Regions from separate parts of the Homo sapiens genome. Here region 2 is linked to region 1. Evidence: chromatin loops called from intact Hi-C (ENCODE). Cell type or tissue: OCI-LY7. All regions are shown on one strand. Each heading gives the region's core, and the rest is flanking DNA. Links, peaks and the distances in the headings are about the cores only. Region 1 holds the start of LOC105371693 (a long non-coding RNA gene). Region 2 overlaps LRRN2-AS1 (LRRN2 antisense RNA 1).

Region 1 (4,386 bases), core at 156-4,155:
GCAGCTGGAATTGCTAAGGCTAAACCTGGAGCATCATTCTTGAATCCTTTCTTTCTCTCATATCATACATACAATTCAGCAGCCAATCCTGTTGGCTTGGAGGACTTCTTACCACCTTCATTGCTACCACCTAGGCCCTCTGACTACTATGTTTGCAAATCTCCTGAACTTTGTTCCCTGTTTCCAGGTTTGCCCCACACAGTCTGCCAAATAGCAATTAGAATTGTCCTTGTAAAATGTCAGGTCATATCACTCCTCTGTTCAAAACCCTCCAATGACCTCAGAGCAAAATCCAAGGACCACAGATGACTCCCAAGGCCCTCATGAGCTCTGATCTCTCCTCCCACCCTAACCTGATTCACCTCACTCCAGCCATAAAACTCTTGGCTGTTCCTGAACACCTGGGCAGTTTCAGCTGGGCCTGTGCTCTTGGGGACCCACTGTCTGGGAAGCTCTTTTACCAGAGAGCAGGTCTGTGGCTCTTCAACACTTCCCCATGGTCCCAGACAAGCAGGAGGACATCTGGGTTAGAAACCTTAACTTGCCAGGTGGAGTCAGGCCTAGACCTCCAGCCTTACATTTTACTGAGATCTGCTCTAATGTCCCTTTATCAGAGAGCCCTGCTAAACTGCACCATCCCCATCACTTGGTATCTCCTTCATCCTGGTTTCTGTCTTTTTTTTTTCAGATGGAGTCTCGCTCTGTCGCCCAGGCTGGAGTGCAGTGGTGCGATCTCGGCTCACTACAAGCTCCGCCTCCTGGGTTCCCACTATTCTCCTGCCTCAGCCTCCCAAGTAGCTGGGACTACAGGTGTCTGCCACCACGCCCAGCTAATTTTTTGTATTTTTAGTAGAGATGGGGTTTCACCGTGTCAGCCAGGATGGTCTCGGTCTCCTGACCTTGTGATCCGCCTGCCTCGGCCTCCCAAAGTGCTGGGATTACGGGCATGAGCCACAGCGCTCAGCCCTAATTTTTGTATTTTTAGTAGAAAAGGGGTTTCACTATGTTGGCCATGCTGGTCTTGAATTCCTGAACTCAGGTGATCCGCCCACCTTGACCTCCCAAAATGCTGGGATTACAGGCATGAGCCACCGCACCTGGTTTCTTAACATTCTTTGCCACCTCCTCTGCTATATCTATTTACTTTGTATCCACCAGATCGAAAGCTCAGGTCTAATTCCCTGTACCTAGAATATTGCCTGTAGTGTAGTAGGCACTTAAGGTTTTGTTGAGTGAGAGAATGAATAAACAAACAGAAGGATTTGCTTTTCAAACCAGAGCCTCCCTGCCTCCTGCTCTGCCTGCTAAGGATCAGGAGGAGACAGCAGCTAAGGAAGGCAGTCCTGAATTTTCCCTAGGGATAGGGAGTAAGTGGGGGGATCCCTGAGAAACGCTGGAAGCACCCACTCTGCTGCCAAGGCTGCGAGGAAAACAGGCCAGAGTATCCTAACAGCCTCCACTCAGAAGGGGCCTGGAAACTTTTAACCAGACAAAATAACAAATGCAGTGGTTTAGGGCTTGGTGGGGCTTCCCACCCGTCCCACCCCTGTCCCACACACCTAGGCCCACATTGAATGCCCTCAGCACCTCCGGCTGCACAGGGGCCTGTTTTCCCTGACTCTGCTGCTGTTCACAGAACCAACTTCCTCCCACCCCACACAGACGCTCCCTTCCCAGAGCTCATTGGGAACCTTCTGATTTGCATCTCCAAAGAAATAAAATAAATTCCACTAAATGCTGTTTGTTTTTCCTTCTGTTTGCCCTGAGGCGGGCCTGTTGTGGCTCCTGGGATCCAGAGTGGGTAATCTAGGCGATTTGTGGTTCAGGGAGCCGGGGACCTTAGAGGCCTTTACAATAAAAAGAGGGGAGACTGCAACTCCCATTTGAAAGGAGATGGGGAGAGAGGCGGAAAAAGGAAAGAGGAACTGACAACAAAACCTGCCTGACACAATTATAGCCACATTTGCATAACAGAGACCGAGAATCACTTAGAAGGAGTGATAATTAGATTCTCTGGTGATTAGGGACAGTTTCCAAACGTGGGGAGAGGAGATGGAAATCCAACCTTGAAGTGGAAAAAGAATGTACGGAATTGAGGCTCACTGTTGGGAGGTGGGAAAGAGGGCTCACAGACTGAGAGCTAATTGGCTCAAGGCCGACACCTCCTGGCAAGCCAACGTTTCCAGCTCAGATCTGCCTGTCTGGACTAGTGGGGGAAAGCACTGAAGACCCACAGATCTACGTCGGGGGCATCCAGGCTCTTTCCCAGGCCAGCTGTGTGACCTTGTACACCTGTAATCTCCCTGAAGCCAGGTAACTCACATTCCAAATAGGGTTTAGAGGGCTGCTTGTTGCTTAAACGAGATACTGCTGGAAGAGGGTGTGGAGGACAAGCACACGGCCAGTGGGCTCATCTGAAAGACACCCTCCCCAACTCCCTTCCCAATGGGCATCTTACAACAACTGTGTTGCTTCTGGTAGTGCTCCATAGTGCGGGGTGGACCCCCTTTATAAGGAGGTAGCCTGTGAATTAGGAAGGCAGTAACCCCAGGGTGGGAAAGAAGCTGCCAGCCTTGTGGCTGGGGCATGTGTGAATATGGAGGCCTAGGAGTGTTAGGAAACGTGGTCTTAGATCAGCTCTTTCTCTCTCTCTCTCTCTTTCTCTCGAGCCCCAGTTCTCACTTTCTCCGCTCAAGAAAGCATGACATCATAGGGGTCACCTTGAATGTAATATTCATGCATATATAAAAACCATTTGCAAATGTGGATCCCTTATTATTAGTAACAGATAATTTGTATCATACCTCCTACTGCCTGGGCTATGAGCTTCTGGATGACAGGGACAAGATTTTTTATTTTTATTGTCATTTTAAATTTCTGGCACTTGGCACATAGTGGGTGATCAGGAAATGTTTAATAAATGTCCAACCATTTTTGACACTTCCTTTTTTCTCCAGTGTAGTGGGATTGGCCAATGGCAGGAGACTCTTTCAAACCAGACATCTTAACTTAGGTCTATATGGCCTTCATGACAGCAAAGAATTAAGGGACTTGTGGGGACTCATAATCCTCCCTACATGACTTCTGGGCAAGGTCAGGATGTTGGAACCAATGCTCTGGGTTTCCAAGAAAAGAGTGAATTGCAAGGGGCTTCTTTAAAGCAGAACAGATTCATGTCATCCTCACCTCTCATCTGGACTCCAACGTTAGAACCTAATTGCTGTGATTAGAGAGGAATGAGTCAACATTTATCCTTCTTTTAAAGGGGTGTGTGTGTGTGTGTGTTTCATTTAAGTTGTGGCTATGGACGTATTCTTGCAAGTCAAGTATTAGCTGAAGCTAAGAGTTTGTGTTCAGCTGGTTTCCATGGTAACCTGTTAGCTTCCATTGCCTTCCTCTCTCCCCTCCTCTGTTACGGGGATACTCCTTTCCTAAAGGCCAAGATTAGTAAAAGAGAGAAACGGACATCATCCGCACCAAGCTCAACTGCTCCCAGACAGCACAGCTGAGGTGTGGCTATAAACCCAGTGTGTCTGTCAGTGTGTGGTGGGGCTCAAGAGCTGGTGGATAACATGCTCCCTGCTCCAAGGTCGCTCCCACCCAGATTCCTGTTCAGCCCCTACCCCACCCTGATGGCCAAGGCTGGTGCTGTAGGCACACCTGTGCCCAGGGACTTAATTATATGCTTGGGATTTTGTTCTTTCCAAGACCAGGTATTAATTTTTAAAATAGAAGGACAGCAAAGAGTTAGCAAGGAGACAGGAGAGGCGAAGAGAGGGAGAACGACAGAGACAGAGAGTCAGAAAAGGAGAACAACAACCTTTAAATTTTTTGCTGTTTTGAGCAAACAACAGTCCCCAGAGATTACAGGTAGAAGCAGAAGTCAGAAAACTAGGACTCAGGCTCAGAATAAATGTAGGCATAGCCTAAACATTTCCCAATTTGCAACTCACTCATTTGATGACACAAGTTATATAAGCCCATAAAACCACCTTTCTGTGGCAATACACATATAAAGGTCCCCACCCTTCACTCTCAATATTTCTATTACACTCAGTTACCTTCTTAGAGCAAGAGGACACATGGAAAGAATCATAGACTCAGGCTCTGTTTAACCTAGACAACTACATGCCAGACACTGCTTGAAGCCCATCACATGTATTCGTTAACTGATTTCATCCCTACAAAAACCTTTTGATGTGGGTGCTATGAAGAACCACCATTTTGCAGAGATGGAAATGGAAGTGCAAAGAGGTTAAGTAAATTGTTCAAAGTCACACAGCAAGCTGGTGGCAGATCCAGGATGCAAAGACTCCAGGGTTTGTGTTTGTAACCTCTACATCAATGTGGCTGAAAGAGAACTCAGCGAGCATCTCATCCAACCAT
Region 2 (4,386 bases), core at 246-4,245, 140 kb after region 1:
CTGACCTCAAGGGGTTTCCAGTCCAGGAGAGGAAGCACTTCAGAGGTTCCAACTATTTGCAAATTCACTGTTATAGAAACCATCTGAAAAGGATTTGTTATTAACACTTAAATAGCTACCATTTGTTGAGAGCTTATTATGTCAGTACTAGATGCCTTACAATTTTGATCTCATTATCTCTGCATAACACCCCGAAAAAATATGGTTAAGTCTTGGTCACATGGCTGGTGGGCAGTGGCCAGGATTCAAACCATATCTATTTACCATCAGCACAAATTCCCAGTCTCCTCTGCTCCCTGCCTCAGTGACAGGGGTCATTTCAGGACCATAAGATATGGCAAACTGGAGCCACCAAGAAAGATTTTAAAGTCTAGAAAGCCAGATAGAAAAGGGTATGCAGGCCAGGTATGGTGGCTCACAACTGTAATCCCAGCACTTTGGGAGGCCAAGGTGAGAGGATTGCCTGAGTCCAGGAGTTCAAGACCAGCCTGGGCAACATAGTGAGACCTTGTCAACAAAAAAATTTTAAAAAGACAAAATTAGCCAGGTATCGTGGTGCACACCTGTGGTCCCAGCTACTCTGGAGGCTGAGGTGGGTGGATGGCTTCAACCTGGGAGGTTGAGGCTTCAGCGAGCCTTGATCTTGCCACTTGGGCTTCAGCCTGGGCAAGATCCTGTCTCAAAAAAAAAAAAAAAGAGAGAGAAAAGAAAGAAAAGAAAGAGGCATGAGTGGGAGGAATGTAGGCCACTGACCAGATATCCAGCAGGAGGCCAAGAGTGAAGTTGTTTGCAGTGTTAGGGAAGGTCGTGGGGCCAGGGCTGGGGCAGAAGGGTGGTCACTGTCACAGATGAGCTCTGAGCTGCCCATGAGAAGGAAGAAATAGAGAAAAAGCAAAACCATTTAAGAAGTGGAGATAGAAAGACGAGCGCTTTGATGTACATTGGAATGGCTGCAGCTGCGGCCAGAAAGGAGCACGTCCTCTCCCCAGAGGTGAGTCTATTAGAGAAGGTTCCACACAGTGAGAGGGGAGCACAGAGGGGAATGAGCTTGTGCTGCAAACCAAAGCTCAGGGGACTCCAAGAAAACACGGAAATCAGGAGACCTCATGGGTTGTTGTAAAGGGCTATTGAGATGGCCTCCTCCCAGAAGAAATCAACAGAAAGGGTCCTGCTTCTTGGTGACCCAGAAGCCCGGGATAGGCTGGGTGTGGAGAGAAAGGGAAGCTGCGGAAGTCAAACTGGGGACTATTAGGAGCTTGGATCACTGGATTAACTTTGCAAAGTGAATTAAGTAATGAAGCTGGATGCAGATGGTGGAGCAACCGGGGTAGTTTGTGACTGGGAGGGACTAGTTTCTGCACTTCCAACAGCTGGCTGAACAGGTTAAATGCTCCACTCAAAGCCCAGGTCATTACCGTTGGTGGTGACATCCTGGCCCCTTCAGTGACAGACACAGAGGATCACCGTGGAGAAACACCAGGGAAGCTGAAGCTGATTTCCACTCACAATCTCGTTGTGTGCTTTGGTTCAGACATTTTTTTTTTTTGGTTCAGAAACTTCCAGGGGAAAACACCAGGCTAGGAGTCCAGAGGCCCGAGTGCGAGTCCCGGGACTCCTGTAAGTCACAGGAGCGGACGCATGCCACTTACCCGTGTCCTCAGCTGGAAAGTGAGAATGACGGTGCCACCCTCTCCTTCTCGGGCCTCCCCTGCCCAGTTTTCTCGGTGCCTCAGTGCCCTCCTCCAGACAGAGGGGGTGAGGAAAGTGCTTGCTTCGCAGGGCAGTGATGAGGGTCCAAGGAGGCAGCGCACGGTAAACTCCCTCCGAGGAAGCCAGGCTCGCAGTCAGCACTCAGCATCGTTGTTGCTGCTGCTTCTGCTGTTGTTTTTAGGCTAACTGGAGATAATAGATGTGAAAGTGTTTTGAGAAATACAAAGCACTCTATGTTCCAATAAAAGGTGTGGTTTCCATTCTTCCCTCTTCCTGTTTCATTTCTCAAAACTCCCCTCTGCACTGCTGGACTGAGCTATTGAACATGTCCCATCTCCCACAGGCTCCCCTGCCTCCAGAGCCCCCATCCCCTCCCCTTCACCCCCTCCTTCCTGGCACACAAAGCCCAACCCTTCTTCCTCTCCCCTGGGAGCCTCCCCTGATCCAGGCTGGGCTGGAGCCTCCTCCTCTCGGTTTCACCAGCACCCGTTGACTGCTGGCTGCACATACTGCAAATTTTCTGTGCTTTCATTTTTGGTTTTGTTTTGTCTTTTTCAGTCTTTTTCCTGCACTCTCCCCACCCTGACATAAGTTTCTTGGGCACAGACAGGGTGTCTAATTTGTCATTGCATGCCCAGAATCTAGCAAAGTCCAGGCATATTATCGTAAGCCCAGCAAATGTACACGGATTTGAATGAATGAGGAAATAAGATCATGTATATGAAGTCACCTTTTATGGTCTTAGAAATAATCATTATTAATAGCTCACTCAACAATATTCATTGATCACCTACTAATCTTTGAAAGGCCTCTACCTGGTACCTAGGGCAACACATAATAGGGTCTCTGCTCTCAAGGACTTTTCAAGGGAATAAGGGAGAACCCCTAGTGGAATTTTACGACCTGCAGATGACAATAACATAAATGTAGTAACATATGTATGTGCCCTAAAAGAGGCCAGGCTACCTGTTGCAGAAGTACAGTCAGGGACAGCTCCCCAGGGGCTTCAGGAGGCTCCTAAAGGAGGAGCTGACTTGAGCTCTGCCTTGTCCAGCCTCTCTGCAGCCCTGGGCCCTTCACTTCGTCTCTTCCTTCAGCTTTGGGAGGACTCAAGAGAGCTTGTGTCCTGCCCCTAGCCTCTCAGGAGGGGCCAGCAGCTCCCTGGGCTTCTCTGAGGCCACCACCTGGCAAACCTGGGGAGTCCTTGATCTGAGGCACCCGCAGGGTCACGCCTGCTACAACTCCATCTGGCCAAGGCCTCAAGGCAGCAGAGGCTGAGGGATTTGGAGCCCCCCAAACCCTGGTTTGAGTCTTGGCTCTGCCACTTGCCAGTTGTGTGAAGACATAATTACACTTTATCCAGGCCCCAAATTTCTCGTGTATAAAATGAGGCCAAGCCAGGTGCAGTGGCTCACGCCTGTAATTCCAGCACCTTGGGAGGCTGAAGCGGGAGGAGGATCGCTTAAGGCCAGGAGTTCAAGACCAGCCTGGGCAACATAGCAAGACCTTGTTTACATACAAAATCAAACATTTAGCCAGGTGCGGTGGCACATGCCTGTGGTCCCAGCTACTTGGGAGGCTGAGGTGGGAGAATTGAGGAGCCCGGGAGGTCGAGGTTGCAGTGAGCTGTAACAGTGCCACTGCATCCTAGCCTGGGTGACAAGAGTGAGATCCTGCCTCAAAAAAAACAAAAACATAACGTAAATAAAATGAGGACAATAGCCATTAATGAGATGGTGACACTTCAATGAAACAACAGATATGGAGAACCTGGAACATTCTTTTAAAAGCCTTCAATAAATGTAAACCATTTTTCGCTCTAGGACCTATAAAGCTGCAGTGCTTTGCAGCCAGTGGTGGGTGCACTCTAGGCCTCATGGGTGTGTTAGACATATCACAGGGCCCTGCCCCACCCTCTGGTCTGGGAATCCTGGGATCCCAGAAAAATGATGCAGGTTAGTAAAACTCAGACCTTCTAAATTTTATAGACACATTTAAGAATCTCTCAGGGTCAAGAACTAGTTGTAATTAAATTATAAATGTCCAGAAAAGAGAGAATGACCTCATTTTAGCCTCTGACCCCATGAGGCACAAGAAGGCAGGTATAGTTACCCCAGATGAGGAAACCAGGCCCAGAGAAGGGAAGTGTTTTGGCCAAGGGCACATAGTGCACGAGGGGCAGAACCCGGACTAAGTCTGCCCTTTCCTCTCTGCATAGTTACCATCTAATAGGCTGGGTGCCCAGAGGGGCCCCTTCTTGCCTAGGGACCAGTCTGCCTTTGTAGGACTAACAAATTAGCTACAAGATTAGAAATTACAGTTTAGGGGTCATGTCGCCTATGGCTCCAAGAGTCTGAACCTCCCCAAATTGTTCCTGGGAATAACATCACTATTGTAAAACCTAAGATCAGTGCTTGAGATATTTTGCAGACCCTGCACTCGATGGATCAGCTGACACCACCAAGACCAGTAATCTGGCTTCACCAGTTCTGCCATCCCACCCAGGAACAGAAAACAGCAAGAAAACCTCACTCCGACCCCCTATGATTCCATCTCTAACCTGACCAGTCAGCACTGACCACTTCCCAAGCCCCTACCCACTGAATTATCTTTAAAAACTCTGATCCCTGAATGCTCAAATGCTTGGGGAGACTAATTTGAGTAATAATAAAACTC

What was found. Hi-C counts contacts between places; a loop is a spot of excess contacts. Peaks named below come from ENCODE experiments on the same cell type or tissue, not always from the same donor. Only the 100,000 strongest peaks of a DNase experiment are listed, where the experiment ranks them.
Region 2: a loop joins it to region 1, with 10 times the contacts of the local background. A loop is called at or near these places in 2 of 110 quality-filtered maps.

What each region holds. Positions count from the first base shown.
Region 1 is chr1:204,712,724-204,717,109 of GRCh38, reverse strand. It overlaps LOC105371693 (a long non-coding RNA gene), which reads left to right and starts at 2,060. Exons shown (of 2, transcript XR_922454.3): 1 at 2,060-2,313. It overlaps LOC105371695 (a long non-coding RNA gene), which reads left to right. Exons shown (of 5, transcript XR_922456.3): 5 at 689-720. RefSeq lists enhancers at 1,687-2,324, 4,274-4,386. In OCI-LY7, for the core only: CTCF peaks have their summits at 1,972 and 2,172 (motif pointing left); DNase peaks (open chromatin) are centred at 1,589, 1,939 and 2,179; H3K4me3 peaks cover 2,551 bases; H3K27ac peaks cover 2,405 bases.
Region 2 is chr1:204,576,777-204,581,162 of GRCh38, reverse strand. LRRN2-AS1 (LRRN2 antisense RNA 1) reads right to left here. Exons shown (of 13, transcript XR_007066814.1): 3 at 754-4,386; 4 at 6-83. Among named protein-coding and RNA genes, the nearest start is that of LRRN2-AS1, 15 kb to the right of the region's middle. RefSeq lists an enhancer at 2,387-2,918. In OCI-LY7, for the core only: no CTCF peak of the experiment used is centred there; DNase peaks (open chromatin) are centred at 1,912 and 2,152; H3K4me3 peaks cover 1,938 bases; H3K27ac peaks cover 2,106 bases.